Regions from separate parts of the Homo sapiens genome. Here region 1 is linked to region 2. A link is an interaction called in ENCODE POLR2A ChIA-PET data of the cell type or tissue named here. Cell type or tissue: B cell. All regions are shown on one strand. Each heading gives the region's core, and the rest is flanking DNA. Links, peaks and the distances in the headings are about the cores only.

Region 1 (9,715 bases), core at 517-8,516, 140 kb after region 2:
ACAGTTCTGGAGGCCAGAAGTCTGAAATCAAAGTGTCTAAAGGCTCTAGGGAAGAATCCTTTCTTGCCTGTCCCTAGCTTCTGGTGTTGCAGGCAATCCTTAGTATTCCTCAGCTGCGTCACTCCAATTTCCATCTCTTCGTGCAGCTGTCTTTTCTCTGTCTCTGTGTCTTTCATGATCTTTTTATAAAGATACCAGTCATTGGACTTAGGGTCCCCCCAGTCCAGTATGATCCCATCTTAACTAACATCTGCAAAGGCCCTCTTTCCAAATAAGGTCACCTTCTGAGGTTGGGGGGAAGCAAATTTTGGGACTACGCTATTCAATCCAATACTGATATAGTCTTCCACCTTGTCTTCTGTTAACAAAATAAGTGCTTCTCAGTAAAAGAACAGTAACCTCAGAAGCCTTGTCAGTGGTTTATGTAGGAGTGTAAATGAATTTATCAGGTATTTTTCCAAAGGCAGGTTCTGCTTGGGCAAGTAGATATGCAGTTCCTAGGTAGCTGGATGGGAAGAGGTAAACTCCTAGCAGGGGAGGGCAACTGGCTAGGAGGCTGGAGACACTAAAGACAAATTTTCTTCACTTTATAGTGTTCCTAGGTTGGCTCTTGATGTAGAATTCATTCATTATTTTGACGTAAAATTCATTCATTTAGTGACCCATTCATTCATTCTAAAAATATAGAATGTTTGATGTGTTAAGACATTTTTTTTTTTGATGGAGTTTTGCTCTTACCGCCCTGGCTGGAGTACAATGGCGTGATCTCGGCTCACTGCAACCTCCGCCTCCCAGGTTCAAGGGATTCTCCTGCCTCAACCTCCCAAGTAGCTGGGATTACAGGCATGTGCCACCATGCCCGGCTAATTTCGTATTTTTAGTAGAGACGGGGTTTCTCCATGTTGGTCAGGCTGGTCTCGAACTCCCAACCTCAGGTGATCCACCCCCCTTGGCCTCCCAAAATGCTGGGATTACGGGCATGAGCCACCATGCCCTGCCTGATGTGTTAAGAAATTTTAAGGGCAAACAAAATGAATCAGTTACGGCCCCTGCCCTAAATGAACCTGCAATCTCACCGGGGAAAGGAACGGGCATGGACTACCTGTATGCAGGTCAGAAAGTGAGGAGTGTTCCCTGTCCATAACACTTAGAGCCCTGCTGGCGAGAAGCAGTGAGAATGCTGTGCATATATCTACCCTAGGGTAGATCAGAAAAGGTCTCATGAAAGTGGAGATACTGGAACTGGGTTTTCAAGGATGGATATGATGGAAACATGGAGAAGTAGGAGAGAGACAAGTGGAATCACAGAACAAAGACACTTGTGTGGGAGATCAGGAGACATGAATGGGAAATGGCATAGCTTGGCTGGAGTGTCATGAACAGGAAGCATCTGGATTGTGGGGGCTTTGACTGCCAGGCTAAGGAAGTCAGGCTCTAGATTATTATTATTATTATTATTTTTTTTTTTGAGAAAGAGTCTCACTGTTCCCCAGGCTGGAGTATAGTGGCATGATACAGGTTCACTGTCTCTTGGGTTCAAGCAATTCTCCTGCCTCAGACTCCTGAGTAGCTGGGACTACAGGCACGCACCACCATGCCCAGCTAATTTTTTGTATTTTTAATAGAGATGGGGTTTCTGCCATGTTGGCCAGGCTGGTCTCAAACTCCTGGCCTCAAGTTATCTGCCCGCTTCGGCCTCCCAAAGTGCTGGGATTACAGGGATGAGCCACTGTGCCCAGCCTGGGCTCTAGATTTTAATGCTGGGGCCATGAGGGGCTCTGAAAGAGACTGAGCTGTGAAAGGCAGGATTAGAATGGTGTTTAAGAAAGCTAACTGGGTGGGGTTGTGGTGGCTTATGCCTATAATCACAGCACTTTGGGAGATGGAGGTGAGAGGATCCCTTGAGCCTAGGAGTTCGAGTCTAGCCTGGGCAACAAAATGAGAACTCTGTCTCTATAAAATTTTTTAAAAATTTAGCTGGGTATGGTGGTGCACACCTGTGGTCCCAGCTACATGGGAGGCTGAGGTGGGAGGATCCTTGAGCCCAGGAGGTTGAGGCTGCAATGAGCAATAATGGCACCACTGCACTTCAGCCTGATTGACAGAGCAAGACCCTGTCTCAAAAAGAAAAAAAAAAAAAAAAAAAGAAGGCTAAGAAGGCTAACTGGACAGCAGAACATGTCATGGGAAGAAGAAATGGGTACAGGAAACCAGTTAGGCCACAGCAAGAGGGGACCAGCACTGGAAGTTGGATAGAGCCACGTGATTGGGGCAAGAATGGAGAAGTCAGCACGAAACAAAATATATAGTGAGGGCAGGGCAGGGCAACTCATTGGATGGGGCCAAGTGGTTCTTGTTTTTTTTTTTTTTTAAGTTAGAAATGTTTATTAACCTAACATTTATTTTTAGTCATTTTTTTGCTATGCAATATTTTATACACACAAAGGAACATAGGTAATGTATATGTAAGTTAGGAAGTGTAATAGTCAAATGAGCACCCTCGAACTTAGCATTCACTACCTGTGGGCCTGACCTCATCTGCTGCCCTACACTGAATTTCTTATTGATCATTCTCTTGCTTTTTTCTCATAATTTTACCATATATGTTTGTATCCCTAAAACATAGGGAGGGAGATATCACCTCCTGTGGATGACACCTGGGAGGTATTTCAGAGGCACTAGATTAACCTTCTTCTCTCTGTTCCAGCCCTGTCCGAAGAGCAGCTGCTGCCTGACAGTGACTTGGGGGCAGGCCCCATAGTAACACATTCTGTGGCAGGAGGTTCTGTCAGACGATGGTGACTTACAGATTAGAGACTTTTTAAGGAGTGATGGAGGAGCTGAAGATTTATACTTCAGAGAAGAGCTTACTTTCTCCCGGCCTAGGGGAGGACACTCTTCCAGTCATATGGCTCTGTAATATTCACTCCAAAACGTGGTGGCTTAAAAACATTTATTTTGCTCACAAATCTTCAGTCTGGGCAAGGATAGCTTGTTGCTATTCCACTTAGTATTGAATAGGGTGGCTTGAAGGCTGAAGTTGGAGTCCTCTGAAGGCTCACTCACTCATATGTCTGGTGACTGGGCTGGGAAGACACAAAGAGTTGGGGGCTGGAACAGCTGGGGCTCCTTGGCACTCTCTATGTGCTGTCTCCATATTGTCTCTCCCTCATAGTAGCTTTGAGGGCCAAATGTCTTACATGGTGGCTAATGAATACAAGTTCATATGTCCCAAGAGAAGGAGATCCAAATGGAAGCTGTATTACCTTTGATATCCTAACCTCAGAGATCACATAGCCATACTTTATTGGTAGAGGAGTCACGTCCAAAGGGAGGGAACATAGACCCCATTTCTTGATGCCAAACTTACACACACAAAATTTTAGTAGGTTCTTAGGAGGAATCTGCGGTAATACTATGTGTAGACAATGTTTTTCACATGGTAAGAATGGATCCACAAAAATGTGGCTATCTTTGGAAAATACAGTCTGACCCAGTCTCTGACTTAGAAGAATGAAATGCTTTGATCTGTTTTCACAGGATTAGCCTTGGAAAGAATAGGAATACACATATGAACAGGTAACAGCTTGGAAAATAACCAGTCAAACATAAGGGCTAGGGTCTAAGGTACATCCCTCAGAGGACTTCTGCTTCAAAACCCAAGGAAATGGCATCAACCCACAGAAATTGGTCTCGAGCTCTGTAACTGATGATCACTGTGCTGTAGCATTTAACTCAAACAAGAGTAATTATTTTTGAGCTCCCATTTCATGTGAGGTGCCACGGTAGGTATCAGCATACAGAGACAGAGAGACACACATTTTCTGAGATGCTCACAAGCTGCTTACTGAAACATCTTGTGACCAGACATGACAGAGCGAGGTGATTGCAGGCCAGAAAAGGGAAAGAGAGGCAAAGGAAGAAAGAAGACATGAAACCCAAGAAAGAAAGGAGTAATAGAAAGTGAGAAAGAAGATTTAAAAAAATTTTCCATTTCTATTTGAGTCTCTTATCTTTTCTGCTCTAATATTGTGCTCTTTTCCTGCAACCTCACACACACAAAATTTTAACTAGTAGGTTCTTAGGAGGAATCTGCAGTAATACTATGAGTAGACAATGTTTTACACAAAGCCTTGGGACTCCTTTTTGAGGTAAGCTTCAAATACCCCAGCAGAGATCTTCACAGTTTGCACACTGTTGACCAGTGGCTCACTGCTAGTTTCCTCACCTTCAACTCCCTTGGGATGCCATCCTCCAAAGCACAGTCTACCTCGTGGCGCTCTCCTGCGGATTCTTACAGGTAGATGGGATTCATGGGATGGAGCTTGAGCAAGGAAGATGAATGACTACTTGTGGTGTGACCAGTTCTATTTTACTGGGGGAAAGAGGGCTGGGTGCTCAGTTTATCTGCATCTCCATACTTCATTCACCCGTGAAACTGAACAACCTTTCACCCATGAAACTGAAGAAGGGAAAGGGTGCAGGGAACTTGCACACATTCAGCAACTGGTCTGGAATCTCTCCCAGGTTCTCTCCACCTCGGGGGCCTTCCGGACAGTCCCATTGTCAGCCCCTACTGCTTATGCTGGGATATGGCCTGGGCCCATCTGAAGGTCTACAGAATTGATCCTCCAAGCTGAAGAGGCTTCCGATAATTTCCATTGTTAATTTTTTATTTATAACAGCTTTTTAATTTTTTTGTCTTTTAAAAAATATTAATTTTATTTTATTTTAAGTTCCTGGATACATGTGCAGGCCGTGCAAGATTGTTACATAGGTAAATGTGTGCCATGGTGGTTTGCTGCACCTACCAACCCATCACCTAGGTATTCAGCCCAGCATCCATTAGCTATCCTTCCTGATGTTCTCCTTCCCCCTGCCCCCGGACAGGCCCCAGTGTGTAATGTTCCCCTCCCTGTGTCCATGTATTCTCATTGTTCAACTCCCACTTATAAGTGAGAACATGTGTGGTGTTTGGTTTTCTGTCCCTGTGTTACTTTGCTGAGGTTAATGGCTTCCAGCTTCATCCATGTCCCTGCAAAGGACATGATCTCGTTCCTTTTTATGGCTGTACAGTATTCCACGGTGTATTTGTACCATATTTTCTTTATCCAGTCTATCACTGATGGGCATTTGGGTTGAATCTATGTCTTTGCTATTGTGAATAGTGTTGCAATGAACATACATGTGCATGTATATTTATAATAGAATGATTTATATTCCTTTATGGACCAGTGGAACAGAATAGAGATCTCAGAAATAAGACTGCACATCTACAACCATCTGATCTTCAACAAACCTGACAATAACAAGCAATGGGGAAAGGATTCCCTATTTAATAAATGGTGCTGGGAAAACTGGCTAGCCATACACAGGAAATGGAAACTGGACCCCTTCCTTACACCTTATGCAAAAATTAACTTTATATGGATTAAAGACTTAAATGTAAAACCCCAAACTATAAAAACCCTAGAAGAAAATCTAGGCAGTACCATTCAGGATATAGGCATGGGCAAAGATTTCATGATGAAAACTTCAAAAGCAATTGCAACAAAAGCCAAAATTGACAAATGGTATCTAATTAAAGAGCTTCTGCATAGCAAAAAAAAAAAAAAAAAGTATCATCAGAGTAAACAGACAACCTACAGAATGGGAGAAAATTTTTGCAATCTATCCATCTGACAAAGGGCTAATATTCAGAATCTACAAGAAGCTTAAACAAATTTATAAGAAAAAAAAAACAACCCCATTAAACAGTGAGCAAAGGACATGAACAGACACTTCTCAAAATAAGACATTTATGCGGCCAACAAACATGAAAAAAATCTCAACATCACCGATCGTTAGAGAAATGCAAATCAAACCACAATGAGATATCATCTCACACCAGTCGGAATGGCAATTATTAAAAAGCCAAGAAACAACAGATGCTGGCGAGGCTGTGGAGAAATAGGAACGCTTTTACACTGTTGGTGGGAGTGTAAATTAGCTCAACCATTGTGGAAAACAGTTGGTGATTCCTCAGAAACCTAGAACCAGAAATATCATTTGACCCAGCAATCCCATTACTGGGTATAACAGCTTTTAAAAGATAATTCGCGTGCCATACAATTCACTCATTTAAAGTGTACAATTCAGTGGTTGTTAGTATATTCACAATTGTGTAGTCATTGCCACGATCAGTTTTAGAGCATTTTCGTCACTCCAGAAGGAAACCCTGTACCTATCAGCAGTCATTCCCCATTTCCCATAATCAGTATCCCCCATACCCCCACCTCTAGGAAACAACTGATTTACTTCCTCCTGCTGATGGACTTGCCTATCCTGATGGATTGTATGATTTCGTGGAATCATACAATTTGTGTGGTCTTTTGTGACTGGCTTCTTTCAAGATTTTCAAGTTTCAGTCATACTGCAGCATTTATTAGCATTTCATTCCTTTTTATTGTTGAATACTATTCCATTTTCTGGATATAGTACATTTATTCATCAGTTGGTGGAAATTTTAGTTGTTTACACTTTTTGATAATTATGAATAATGCTGCTAAGAGGATTTGTGTACAATATTTGTATGGACATGTTTTTAGTTCTCTTGGGTATGTAACTAGGGCTTGAATTGCTGGATCATATGGTAACTCTATGTTTAACTTTTTGAGGAACTGTCAAGACTGTTTTCCAAACAAATGGCTGCATCATTTTTTTATTCCCATTAGCAATGTAAATGAGTGTTCCAATTTCTCCACATTCTCACCAACACTTGTTATTTCTGTCTTTTTTATTATATTCATCCTGGTGGTATGAAGTGATATCACTGTGGCTTTGATTTGCCTTTCCCTAAGAGCTAATGATGTTGAGAATCTAGTCATGTGCTTATTAACCATTAATATATCTCCTTTGGAGAAATATCTAGTCAGATCCTTTGCCCGTTTATTAATTGGGTAATTTGTGTTTTTATTAAGGAGTTGTAAAAGTTATTTATATGTGCTGGATACAAGTCCCTTATCAGATATATGATTTGCTAATATTTTCTCCCATTCTGTAGGTTTTTTTTTTTTAACCTTCTTGATGCTGTCCTCTGAAGGGCAAAAGTTGTAATTTTGATCATGTCCAATTTATGTATTTTTTTGTGGTTGTTATTTGTGCTTTTGGCATAATAGCTAAGACACTATTGCTTAATCCAAGGCCACAAAGACTTATGCCTATGTTTCTTCTAAGAGTTTAATAGTTTAGCTTTCACATTTAGGTCTTTGACTCATTTTGAGGTAATTTTTGTATAAGTGTGAGGAAAGGGTCCAACTTCATTCTTTTGCATGTGGTTATCCAATTTTCCCAGCATTATTTGTTGAAAAGACTATTTTTTCCCTCATTGAAATGTCGTGATAGCCGATGTTTTCCTTTTCCAATGTAAATATGTTGTAGTAAAATATATATAACATAAAATTTACCATCTTAACCATTTATTGTTTGGGTTTTTTTGTTTGTTGGTTTGTTTGTTTTTGAGACAAGGTCTCACTCTGTTGCCTAGGCTGGAGTGCGGTGGCATGATCATGGCTCACTGCAGCCTTGACCTACTGGGCTCAGGTGATTCTCCCACCTCAGCCTCCCAAGTAGCTGGGACTACAGGTGTACACCACCAAGCCCAGGTAATTTTTAAATTTTTTGTAGAGAAAGGGTTTCACTTTGTTGCCCAGGCTGCTCTCGAACTCCTGGGCTCTAGCGATCCTCCCACCAAGATTACAGGCATGAGGCACCGTGACTGGCTCATTGTTAGTTTTTATGGCATGGAAAAGCAGTGAGAAACTATTAATAGGGAAATTGCAGAGAAATTTCTTGATGAATCCTGGACAGTAGAGATTTGTGACAGCTATGTTCTGCTGTGCATTTCACAAGCATTATCTCATTTAATCCTCACAACTCTATGAGGTATTATATGATTATTCCCATCTTATTGATGAAAAACCGAGACTTAGAGGGAGGTTAAGAAGCTTGCACAGAGGTCAACTGCTAATAACCAGTGGTGCTGGGCTTTGAATCCAGGCCCATCTGACTCTAGCACTGGTATTAACAATTATGGGCTCATGCTGAAATAACGACAGCTGCTAACTATGTGTCAGCCACTCTTCTAAGCATATTACTAACTCATTTCATTCCTACAGTAATCATACTCACATACAGATGGATAAATGGAGATGCAGAGTTTCAATAGCACCCCAACCAATCAGTGGTAAAGACAGAATTTGAACCCAGAGTCTTTGATTTTAATGTTTTTAGCCACCACACTATATTCTTCAAAGCTTTGTTGCTGTGGTTTTTAGGTTTCATCTGCAGCTTCTTTTGTCAGATTTTTTTTTTTTTTAAGTCTACTCACTTGTGATTTCTACAAACAAGTTGCTTTAATTTTGCCTGGTCTCTTTGATTCCAAGGTTGCTCGCTGTAATAGCCTTAAAGAAATTTCTAGGAGATATTTTTGTCTTAATGAGATGAGCTGTTCTCATAATGCTGAGCTTCTGCTTTTCTAAGCCAGGAGAGTTACTTGTAATAACTGGGGCATCAACAGCTTATGGGAACCCAACCAATCCCACTGTGGATTTTATTTAAGGCAAGATGGGCGACTTTCACCCTTTAGGCCTGTGGATCACTGTTCATGGCTCTTAAATGAATGCTGCCGTTCAAAAAGATGACTGGCACGATGCTCCCAGTTTTTACTATTTCTTTTGAAACATGAAATGTCAGAGCTTATTAATTCTACTTGTTCTTTCTGCAGATGAAAAAAACTCTGACCGCCCCAAAGGTTATGAGACTTGCCCAGGACTTCTGATCCTAGTCCAGGGAATTTCCTGGCCTCTAGGCTGCCTCTTGGCGATGTCGGTATATTTGTTTTTTTGTGTTTTGGGGGGTGAACAGTCCCAGGGTATCTGCTGCTCATGTCTTCATAGTGGAATGCAGGATGATATAATGCTTTTCAGCTGTTTCATTGTGAATTTACTCCAGATAGTTTTTGTTTAATCACAACAATATTTCCTGGGTTGCCAGGCAACATGGTGATGAAGTTTCAGTCTTTATTGCCAGCCAATGAAATGGAAAGGGTTCTATCTTTTGTTTCCAGATGAAGTTCTCTCTCTCTCTTTCTAGATTTGTGTTCGCTTTGTGTTGAGATGAAAAAATCAAAAAGGCATAAGGAGAAAAAGCTAATTAAAGAGGGAATGGGCTGGGCGCAGTGGCTCACGCCTGGAATCTCAGCACTTTGGGAGGCCGAGGCAGGTGGATCACAAGTTCAAGAGATTGAGACCATCCTGGCCAACACGATGAAACCCTGTCTCTACTAAAAATACCAAAAATTAGCTGGGCGTGGTGGTGCATGCTTGTAATCCCAGCTACTCGGGAGGCTGAGGCAGGAGAATCGCTTGAACCCGGGAGGTGGAAGTTGCAGTGAGCCGAGATTGCACAATTGCACTCCAGCCTGGTGACAGAATGAGACTCTGTCTCAAAAAAAAAAAAAAAAAAAAAAGGGAATGAACATCCTTCCTTCTGGTTCTTTTACTTGAATAAGTGGAAGGTGTGGACATTTGTGTGTGACAGTAGGTTGGGGGAATGTTGGCACCTTGGAGAGTTACCTTAAAACTCAACATAGACCTGGCTAATTGGGAAAGGAAACACGTTTAATTAAGACAAAATTAGAAAGTCACAACTCCAGGGTAATTCACATAGATAAAAT
Region 2 (9,715 bases), core at 536-8,535:
ACCGTGTTAGCCAGGATGGTCTCCATCTCCTGACCTTGTGATCCACCCGCCTCGGCCTCCCAAAGTGCTAGGATTACAGGCGTAAGCCACTGCGCCCGGCCACGTCTTCCTTTTCTTAGCTTTGCTTTGAGAAATCGTTTCTTATCTTGGATTCCATTACAATGGTCCTCCTGCCATCTGGCTTCTCCAGTTGGTTCGCTTATTTTTCCTTCTCCTATCCTCATTCATAAGTATACCTCAGGACTAGTTGTGGACTTTTTCTCTGGTATTTTCTTAGGTAACTTACTCTCTGTTGCCTTGTGTATCCAGTTACCTAAAGGCTCTGGAGGTCCCACTTTTATCTCAAATCCAGCATGTCTAAAACTGAACATACTGTATTTCCCCCTGCCCTCAGATGGCTCATTTCAAGGTCCCCAGTTGGGTTAATGGTCTAGTTAGTTCTTTCCCTAGTTTTCAAACCTTGGTGTCTTCTTGAGCACTCTCCTGGTGTTTAGTGTTCCCAAGTCTGTTAACTCTTCTTTCTCAGGGTCTGTTGAGACTTTCCGTTCCTACCCGCTAACCATTCCCCTCGTTTAGCTTTTAGTATTTCAGGCCTAGACGCTCCTGTCCCCAGAGCTTAGATCATCTTGAGCCCTGAAATTCAGCAGATCTTGCTCAGTGTGCAAGGTTCAAGTCAGTTCACCAACTTCCAATCTTGGCTCCTACCCAGAGGAATTTTTGTCCTCTGAGTGAATATCTGGTAATCTTTTAATTCATGCTGCTGTGTATTATATATAATTTAACTTTAATGTCTGTATGTCTTGGCTTCTCAGTTACATTGTAAATATGTTGTTAGGAAAAAAATTCTTTCTTGATACATGGGTCTTTTATATTTCAGCTTCCTGTGTGTTGAGAATATCACAGTCTGTATCATGTGAGAATAATTTAAGAAGTAGTATAACTAAAGAACAGTGATTATTTTGTTTTCAACAGATTGTCAGAGTCCTTTTTTTTCCATTTATTTGTTGAATAATTACTGTGTACAAGATGTGCTAGGTGTTTTTGAGTGGTAGCAATGACTCAAAACATAGATCCAGTAGGAAGACTAGATGCAATGTGTAAGTAACTATGATATACAGTGGGAAGAGTTAAGTGTCTTAGAGAAAAATGAAGTTCTGTATTGGCCGTTGAACCAGGCTTTGAAAATGGGAGATTGGGCCTGGCACAGTGGGTCATGCCTGTAATCCCAGCACTTTGGGAGGCCAAGGTGGGCAGATCATTTGAGGTCAGGAGTTAGAAACCAGCTTGGCCAACATGGCAACACCCTGTCACTGCTAAAAATAGAAGAGATTAAGTGAGTGTGGTGGCATGCATCTGTAGTCCCAGCTACTTGTGAGGCTGAGGCAGGAGAATTGCTTGAACTTGGGGCAGGGGGTTGGAGGGGTGGAGGTTGCGGTTAGCCGAGATCACGCCACTGTAGTCCAGCCTGGGCGACACAGCAAGACTCCCATCTCAAAAAAAAAAAAAAAAGAAAAAAAAGGATGGGAGATTGTTCCCTTACGATTTCGCTATGAAAATTTTCAAGCATTCAGCAAAATTGGAAGAATTTCTACTACCTTTTCTACTAATGACATTTCATTATGCTTGCTTGATCATATATCTGTGTAAATGCACATCTTTCTGTCCATTAGTTCATCTTATTTTCAAGATATATTTTTGGGATGGTGGACTGGCATTCATAAAGGCCTGAAAATATGGGAAGCATCAGTTTCTCTGAGTGCGAAGTCAGGAGATTGAGACCATCCTGGCTAACACGGTGAAATCCCGTCTCTACTAAAAAGACAGAAAAAAATTAGCCAAGTGTGGTGGCGGGTGCCTGTAGTCACAGCTACTCGGGAGGCTGAGGCGGGAGAATGGTGTGAATCCAGGAGGCGGAGCTTACAGTGAGCCTGGATCGTGCCACTGCACTCCAGCCTGGGCGACAGAGAGAGACTCGGTCTCAAAAAAAAAAAAAAATTTCTCAGAGTGATAGGCATGTGAAATACACAAACAGTTTGAAAAGTATAGGTAGAAAGGACATATTATGAAAATAATGCTGTGTTATGGACCAAATTTATCAAATGATATCTTTGTTTTTGCCAAATAAGAAATTATGAAAATATGATTACATTAAACAATTTTAAAATGCAACTACTTAGGAACACACTTGTGTAAATATGGAGACCTATGGAATGCAATTTATAGCCAGTGTACTGCAGTTGATTTTGAAACTGACATACGGAATTTGGCAATACATAGAACAGATTATGTAATTGACTTAATGTGAATAGTTGGCATTTACAATGTATTTAGCTTTTTGCTTGATCTGTTCTTTAAAATTAACTTCAGTGAGGCCCAGTGTCCTGGTAGCAGAGTGATTCAAAGAAAGAAAGATTACTATTAAATTAAGTCTTGCTTTTTTGAAAAATGAGAAATTCTGAATTGAAGTCAGCAATTTCAAAATATACTTAAGGCAATTATGAGGGAAGGTTATATTGGCTTGAAAAGATACTTCAAAATGTAAATGTCAGTTCTAATATTGCCTTAGCTAAATATTAGATATCCTTGATGGCTTTCTTATTGCAATAATTATCTTCCCACTAACCCAAATGCAAGAATGAAGATTATAATGGGATATTTCAATAGATCCAGAGGAGGTTAAATTTGGATAGGCCAAATGCAAAACTGACACCATTACAGTCCAATAGGACTGAATGTATTAACTGTTAAGTGTACTTGGAGTGAGTCTGACTAGCTCATGTTGAACCAAAAGGTTTATGCAGTAAAAATGGCATTGTGGCACATCAGAAGGCACAGTTGTAGATTAAATAACACTCATCAGCCATTTAGAAATGGCAAGTGTTGAGGAGAGCTGTCCGGGCGCGGTGGCTCACACCTGTAATCCCAGCACTTTGGGAGGTTGAGGTGGGTAGATCACTGGAAGCCAGGAGTTGGCCTGGCCAATATAGTGAAATCCCATCTCTACTAAAAATACAAAAAATTAGCCAGTGGTGATGGTGCATGCCTGTGGTCCCTGCTACTTGGGAGACTGAGGCACGAAAATGCCTCAGACCTGTGAGGTGGAGGCTGTAGTGAGCTGAGATTATGCCACGACACTCCGGCCTGAGCCTGGGCGACAGCAAGACTCTGCCAAAAAAAAAAAAAAAAAAAAAGAAGTGTAGAAAACTATTTTACTAATATATTTATCCCTATAGAAGCAGACATTTTATTTAAAAGGTACATTGCTGATGAGGGGTGGGGGACAGTTAAATAAATGAAAAAGCCCACTACCGTGAGGTTTTATTAAATGTCTAAGTTACCTTCCACGTGGAGAAAATAGCTTTCAGACGCACCAGGATCTCACACTTGCATGATTGTTAATGATGTCAGGCAAAACTAGTCAAAACCAACTAGGAAACAATATGGAACTGGCCAGTCTAATTTTTTTTTTTTTTTTTTTTTGAGATGGGGTCTAACTCTGTCACCAAGCTGGAGTGCGGTGGCCCAATCTTGGCTCACTGCAACCTCTGCCTCCCAGGTTCAAGCGATTCTCCTGCCTCACCCTCCCAAATAGCTGGGATTACAGGCACACCTGTAATAGTAGAGACCACCACACCTAGCTAATTTTTGTATTTTTAGTAGGGACGGGGTTTCACCATGTTGGCCAGACTGGTCTCGAAATCCTGACCTCAACTGATCCACCCACCTTGGCCTCCCAAAGTGCTGGGATCACTGGCATGAGCCCCCACGCCCTGCCGACCACTATTGATGTTTGTAGATCCAGTGAAGTTCAGAATTACAGCACATCTTTGGTCTTTTAATTTTTGTAAGTAAAGATATTATATAAAACATCTTCATCCTTCAACTTCATTCTCATCTTGGTTCTAATTTTGAAGGGAGGGTTCCCTGAGGGTTCTTATCTCCCTCAGGGAAGGGAGGTAGATCATTTCTTTCAAGATAGCCTATCTCTGCTGACCTTAAGTCATAGGAGTTCTTTAATTCTTAGAGACCTCTGCCTTCTCAGAGGCCAGTACCACCTCTAAAGTGTCGTGGCCCCTTGGTCTACACTGCAGCACCCCTCATCTGGGAAGTGCTGTTATCTCCAGTAAGCCCCACTGTATTCTTTATACATCTCTGGCCAGCCACATATAGAAATTTCCAGGCTGTCAACTTTTTCAGTGTGACTTGGTTCCAGCATCTTGTATACAGATCTTCGAGACCTAAAAAGAAAATCTTTTTTTTCTGCGTTGATGTATTTTTCTCCCTAGATGATGTTTGTCTTTTTCTTTTTCTTCTTTTTTTTTTTTTTTGTGACAGAGTCTCGCTCTGTCGCCCAGGCTGGAGTGCAGTGACACCATCTCGGTTCACTGCAACCTCCGCCTCCAGAGTTCAAGTAGTTCTCCGTCTCAGCCTCCTGAGTAGCTGGGATTACAGGCGGCCACCACCACGCCTGGCTAATTTTTTTTTTTTTTTTTTTTTTTTTTTTTTAGTATTTTTAGTAGAGATGAGGTTTCACTGTCTTGGCTAGGCTGGTCTTGAACTCCTGACCTTGTGACCTGCCCACCTCAGCCTCCCAAAGTGCTGAGATTACAGGCATGAGCCACCGAGCCTGGTCAGATGATGTTTGTCTTAATAAAGATGTCATTCATTCTTTGAGCAGTTCCAGTTACAGAGCTGGTCCTAATGATATACCCCATGAGCTTAACAGCCCTGGAACCCCTACCTGTCTTATCTGATAAGGGCAAAACTGTGATGAGAAAGAGGGTGGAAGAGAGGGCTTCCCTTGTATGCTTTTGTTCTTTTTTGTTTCATTAAAGATATTTCTTGGATAAACAGTTTTTCTCAATTGCTGTTCTAACAGTCTGGAAAATATAGGTCATGGTTTTGTGACTCTCTACTCTTACTATGTTAGAGATATGATAAAGCATCCATGTTGAGGGAAAATATGTGTTTCTGTTTAAAACCGTGGTTTCCCCATCTTGAAGGTGTTATAGTACTGCCTTTGTAAGTACTGGTGAGTACTTACAAAGTACTTACTGGTGAGGGGCTGGGTTTTTGCTCAGTTAAAAATCTGAAAGTAGCCAAGTGAACCTGGCATCAGGAAAGGGAGGGAACCTCTGTGGTTGTATTTTGTAACTGCAGTAAAAAAGCCAATGCGCATGATTAATCCTCCTAAGTCTTATTTGGGCCTAATGAGGAAAGGAGGAAGAGGGAAACCAGTTTGCATTATGTGGGAAGATAAAGATTTCTTCAATGGTTTGGTATTCTGAAGAGTTAGCTGAGGCCGGGAGGCACTGGGCTTTGTCTCCTCAGTGTTTCGGCCCTCTCCTTTCATATTGGTTTTCCTTTTTTAATTAAAAAATTAGTGCATTTCCTCTGCGGGTACCAGGCTCAGAAGCCTGCCATGCAAGTGGCTGAGCGAAAACCCCTCTTTGAGTGAGGAATCCCCAGCACAGAATGAGAGGGTCTTCATCTTGCAGCAGTGGCAAGGGTGAGAGTGAAAAGGCACCCTGCATTCTGTACCTGAAAAGAAATGCATTTAGAGGCTGGGCGTGGTGGCTCGTGCCTGTAATGTCAGCAATTTGGGAGGCTGAAGCGGGTGGATCATGAGGTTAGGAGTTCGAGACAAGCCTGGCAACATGGTGAAACCCTGCCTCTACTAAAAACACAAAAATTAGCCAGGCGTGGTGGTGCGTGTCTGTAATCCCAGCTACTCGGGAGGCTGAGGCAGGAGAATGGCTTGAACCCAGGAGGTGGAGGTTACAGTGAGCCGAGATTGTGCCACTGCACTCCAGCCTGGGCGACAGAGCAATACTCTTGTCTTGAAGAAAAAAAAAAAGAGAAATGCACTTAGATTTCAAATTTAGTTTGGAAAGAGAAATTATAATTGAATCACCTAATTCCCAGGCTTGTAAATGTTGTGTCCTTCAAAGCTTGAAAGCAAAATAACCACATAAATATTTGGGAGTGGTTCATACAAGTAAACGTCAAATACTTGAGACATTTTGGTTGCTTGGAAGCAAGGTCAAAGGAAATGGTTTGCATATGGTTTAGCTAGAAGCTCTTATTTTGGCAGATTCTTGAGGTAGTAACGGTCACAATGTGGATTTTATTGTTCTATTTTGACATGAAAAAGGTTTTTTCTCTTCTCTAACCTTCAGGATAGAGTTGCATAAGTAACATCAAGATAGGCATGTTCAGTCACCATAATTTTGTATCAGAGATGATGTGCCTTCATGAGCTGTGAGGTTTAATTTGCAGAATCATCAGTTTGGGCCGGCACGGTGGCTCACGCCTGTAATCCCAGTACTTTGGGAGGCCTAGGCGGGTGGATAACCTGAGGTTAGGAGTTCGATACCAGCCTGGGCCACATGGCGAAACCTCGTGTTTACTAAAAATGCAAAAATTAGCCAGGCGTGTTGGCGGACCCTGGGGAGCCAGAGGTTGCAGTGAGCGGAGATCTTGCCGCTACACTCCAGCCTGGGCGACAGAGACTCCAACTCAAAAAAAAAAAAAAAAAAGAATCACCAGTTTGTTACACCAGTAGGTTTCAGCCTGCCATCATTCATACTATACTGTGATTTGAATACAGGAGAAAGTGGGCTCTCTTGAATTACAGTTACCTCATCTGTTTGCAGCAGAACTCTCTCTCTGCAGGGCTACCTCCTAAACGGGGAGTGGGGAGGGAGGAGAGGGGAACTTGCAAAACTTGTAAATATCGATTGGGGTTGTTTGTGTACTTGGCACCAAGCTGGTTGCATTGGAAACTTTTCTCTCTGGATGGGTAGGTATGTAGGCCATCATGAAATTTACATGTGGTGAATGGGAAAGCTTCCTGTGGATCATCCTACCCTGAGAGTTCTTCAATCTGTATGACTGAATTGGTCTCTCCCCTTCAACCTTTTAGGATTTAATTTTCTCTTCAGTGGCCCATTATGACATTTACATACGTTGAATTTGAAAGATTCCCATACTCCCAGTCTCTTCTGTTACCGGTGTGCCTGGAGCAGTTTGTTGAATTTGTGAAATTTTGAGATAGAATGAATTTTGTAGGACCTGAATTTATTTATAATCTTATATTTATATTATAAATATGATGTATATTTAGATGTATATTTATGTTATAAATATAATGTATATTTAGATGTATATTTGTATGTCATGTATTTGTATTAACATGAAGTCTTTCTGATGATGATAAAACACTATTTTTAAACATTTAGCAGTTGATGACTACATTTTAGAGGTCATCAAAATGTTTTATTTTTTCCTCTCTTGAAGTTATTTGGTATAATTAAAAAAATTCATACTAAGGAAATTTATCAGGGTTAAAGATTCCTGTAATTAGGCATGTTTTGATGTTATTGATATCCTCTTTTCTGGTTTTGGAGTGGATACTTTCCCTGCTGTGACCTCTGTGCTCTGTAGTGGTTCTCCTAGGGAATTATATTCCAGTAATTCTGGGTATTTCTTTAAGGTGCTTTGTATTTCTTGAAGTGCCATTTTGATACTTTCAGTGTTCTGAACTGTACCTAGAACGTACTTTTTATAAAAAGGAAGCAGAGTCCATCCAGGCAGAGAGAGTACTGTGTGCCTGTAGTCTTGTCTATTCGCAAGGCTGAGGCCAGAGGATCCCTTGAGCCCAGGAGTTCAAGTCCAGGCTGGGCAACACACTGGGACCATGTTTCTTAAAAAAAAACAAAAACAAAAAACAAAAAACAAAAAACCAAAAAAACTAGGCAGTGCGTGGTGGCTCACACCTGTAACCCCAGCACTTTGGGAGGCTGAGGTTGGCGGATCACTTGAAGTCAGCAGATCACTTGAGGTTAGGAGTTTGAGATCAGCCTGGCTAACGTGGTGAAACCCAGTCTCTACTAAAAATACACAAATTAGCTGGGCATGGTGGTGCATGCCTGTAGTCCCAGCTACTCGGGAGGCTGAGGCAGGACAATTGCTTGAATCCAGGAGGCAGAGGTTGCAGTGAGCCAAGATTGCGCCACTGCACTCCAGCCTGGGTAACAGAGTGAGACTCCATCTCAAAAAACAACAACAATTAACAACAACAAAAACCAAAGCTAAACAAGAGCAGAATCCAGATTATTAAAATAACAATTTAAAAAGCATGATTGTCACAGGCTTCAATAATTACCTGCCTGCTCTTGAGTGTTTAGGTTGGTCTTGGAATCGGCCTGTCCCTGTGCTTGAGGAGTGGACCCTCAGGGTGTCACTGCCCTTCTTTGTGATCTCTTTTTAGCCTACTGTCCTTCCTTTGGTGCCTAACTCAGAAATAAACATTCTTAATCTGTTCAGCTTAATTGAGATTCAAACCTCTTAAAAAGTAGTTTTGTCAAGAGGCGTGTGAACCAGAGCAACTCCATTTTGAATAGGAGCTGGGTAAAATGAGGCTGAGACCTACTGGGCTGCATTCCCAGACGGTTAAGGCATTCTAACTCACTGGATGAGATAGTTGGTCAGCACAAGATACAGGTCATAAAGACCTTGCTGGTAAAACAGGTTGCAGTAAAGAAGCCAGCTAAAACCCACCAAAACAAAGATGGCCACGAGAGTGACCTCTGGTTGTTCTCACTGCCACACTCCCACAAGCCCCATGACAGTTTACAAGTGCTGTGGCAAAGTCAGGAAGTTACTCTATATATATAGTCTAAAAAGGGGAGGCATGAATAATCCACCCCTCGTTTAGCATATCATCAAGAAATAGCCATAAAAATGGGCAATCAGCAGCCCTTGGGCTGCTTTGTCTACGGAGTAGCCATTCTTTTATTACTTTACTTTCCTAATAAACTTGCTTTCACTTTACTCTAGGGACTCGTCCAGAATTCTTCCTTGTGGGAGATCCAAGAACTGTCATTTGAGGTCTGGATTGGGACCCCTTTCCTGTAATAGTTTGAATGTTAAAGTTTGTGCCATTGCATTCTTTGGTGTGATTGCTTTATTCTGAACTAGAGGTGAAGAATGTGGGGAATGTGGAATAAAATGAAGGGAATATATCAGTACAGATGGAGCTCATAATTTATGGTGAATTTCTCATTCCTCACAATTGGAGGGTATATGTTTGAAGTGAGTCAATTTCTGAATTTATTACCTAATTTGATTGTATGCCTTATACATTATATTTTTAAGAAAAAAATTAAAATAATTATTGTGCTCTGTGATCTCATTGAACGATGTAAATGATCTTGGGTCATGTAAAATGCTGAACATATAGGAGGACCCTACTTAATAATTTCCTTTGCGATGAAAATAGGGACACATTTTAATCAAAGACAAACTGTTGATGGTTATGTTTCTTAGACTAACCATGACTTCCGCCTGTGTTTATGGCAAGAAGGGAAAAGGAAAACACTTTCATCCACAGAAGTCATCAATTCTGTCATGATTGACAACTTGGGGGCCTCCAATTAAGCCTCATTTATACTCCCCACCCCCCATTTTTTTAGAGAATTGATTTTAAAGGGTATTGGGAGGAAGAAGTAATTAAGTCAGAGAGATAAAATGAGAACTTAAAACACTTCAGATTGTAGAGTAATGCATCAGAGGGATTCTTTTCAAGACAGAATTGTCTGTGATCCTTAACTGTGTGAATACACTCCTTGGATTTGAAATGAAGACAACCCCTTTCCACTTAGTCATGTGCCCTATGAGGCTTGTTTCTGTGTGGCTTGCTGAGACTCACTTA

Evidence for each region. ChIA-PET counts read pairs that join two places held together with the same protein. Peaks named below come from ENCODE experiments on the same cell type or tissue, not always from the same donor. Only the 100,000 strongest peaks of a DNase experiment are listed, where the experiment ranks them.
Region 1: POLR2A ChIA-PET joins it to region 2 with 8 read pairs; 7 of 35 experiments call an interaction of 5 or more read pairs at or near these places.

The regions. Positions count from the first base shown.
Region 1 is chr13:40,507,548-40,517,262 of GRCh38, reverse strand. No RefSeq gene overlaps it. Among named protein-coding and RNA genes, the nearest start is that of LINC00598, 31 kb to the right of the region's middle. In B cell, for the core only: no CTCF peak of the experiment used is centred there; no DNase peak of the experiment used is centred there.
Region 2 is chr13:40,649,114-40,658,828 of GRCh38, reverse strand. All of the region lies in intron 1 of FOXO1 (forkhead box O1), which reads left to right. Among named protein-coding and RNA genes, the nearest start is that of FOXO1, 13 kb to the left of the region's middle. RefSeq lists enhancers at 6,072-6,592, 6,593-7,114. In B cell, for the core only: no CTCF peak of the experiment used is centred there; DNase peaks (open chromatin) are centred at 5,172, 6,238 and 6,488; H3K4me3 peaks cover 3,109 bases; H3K27ac peaks cover 6,545 bases.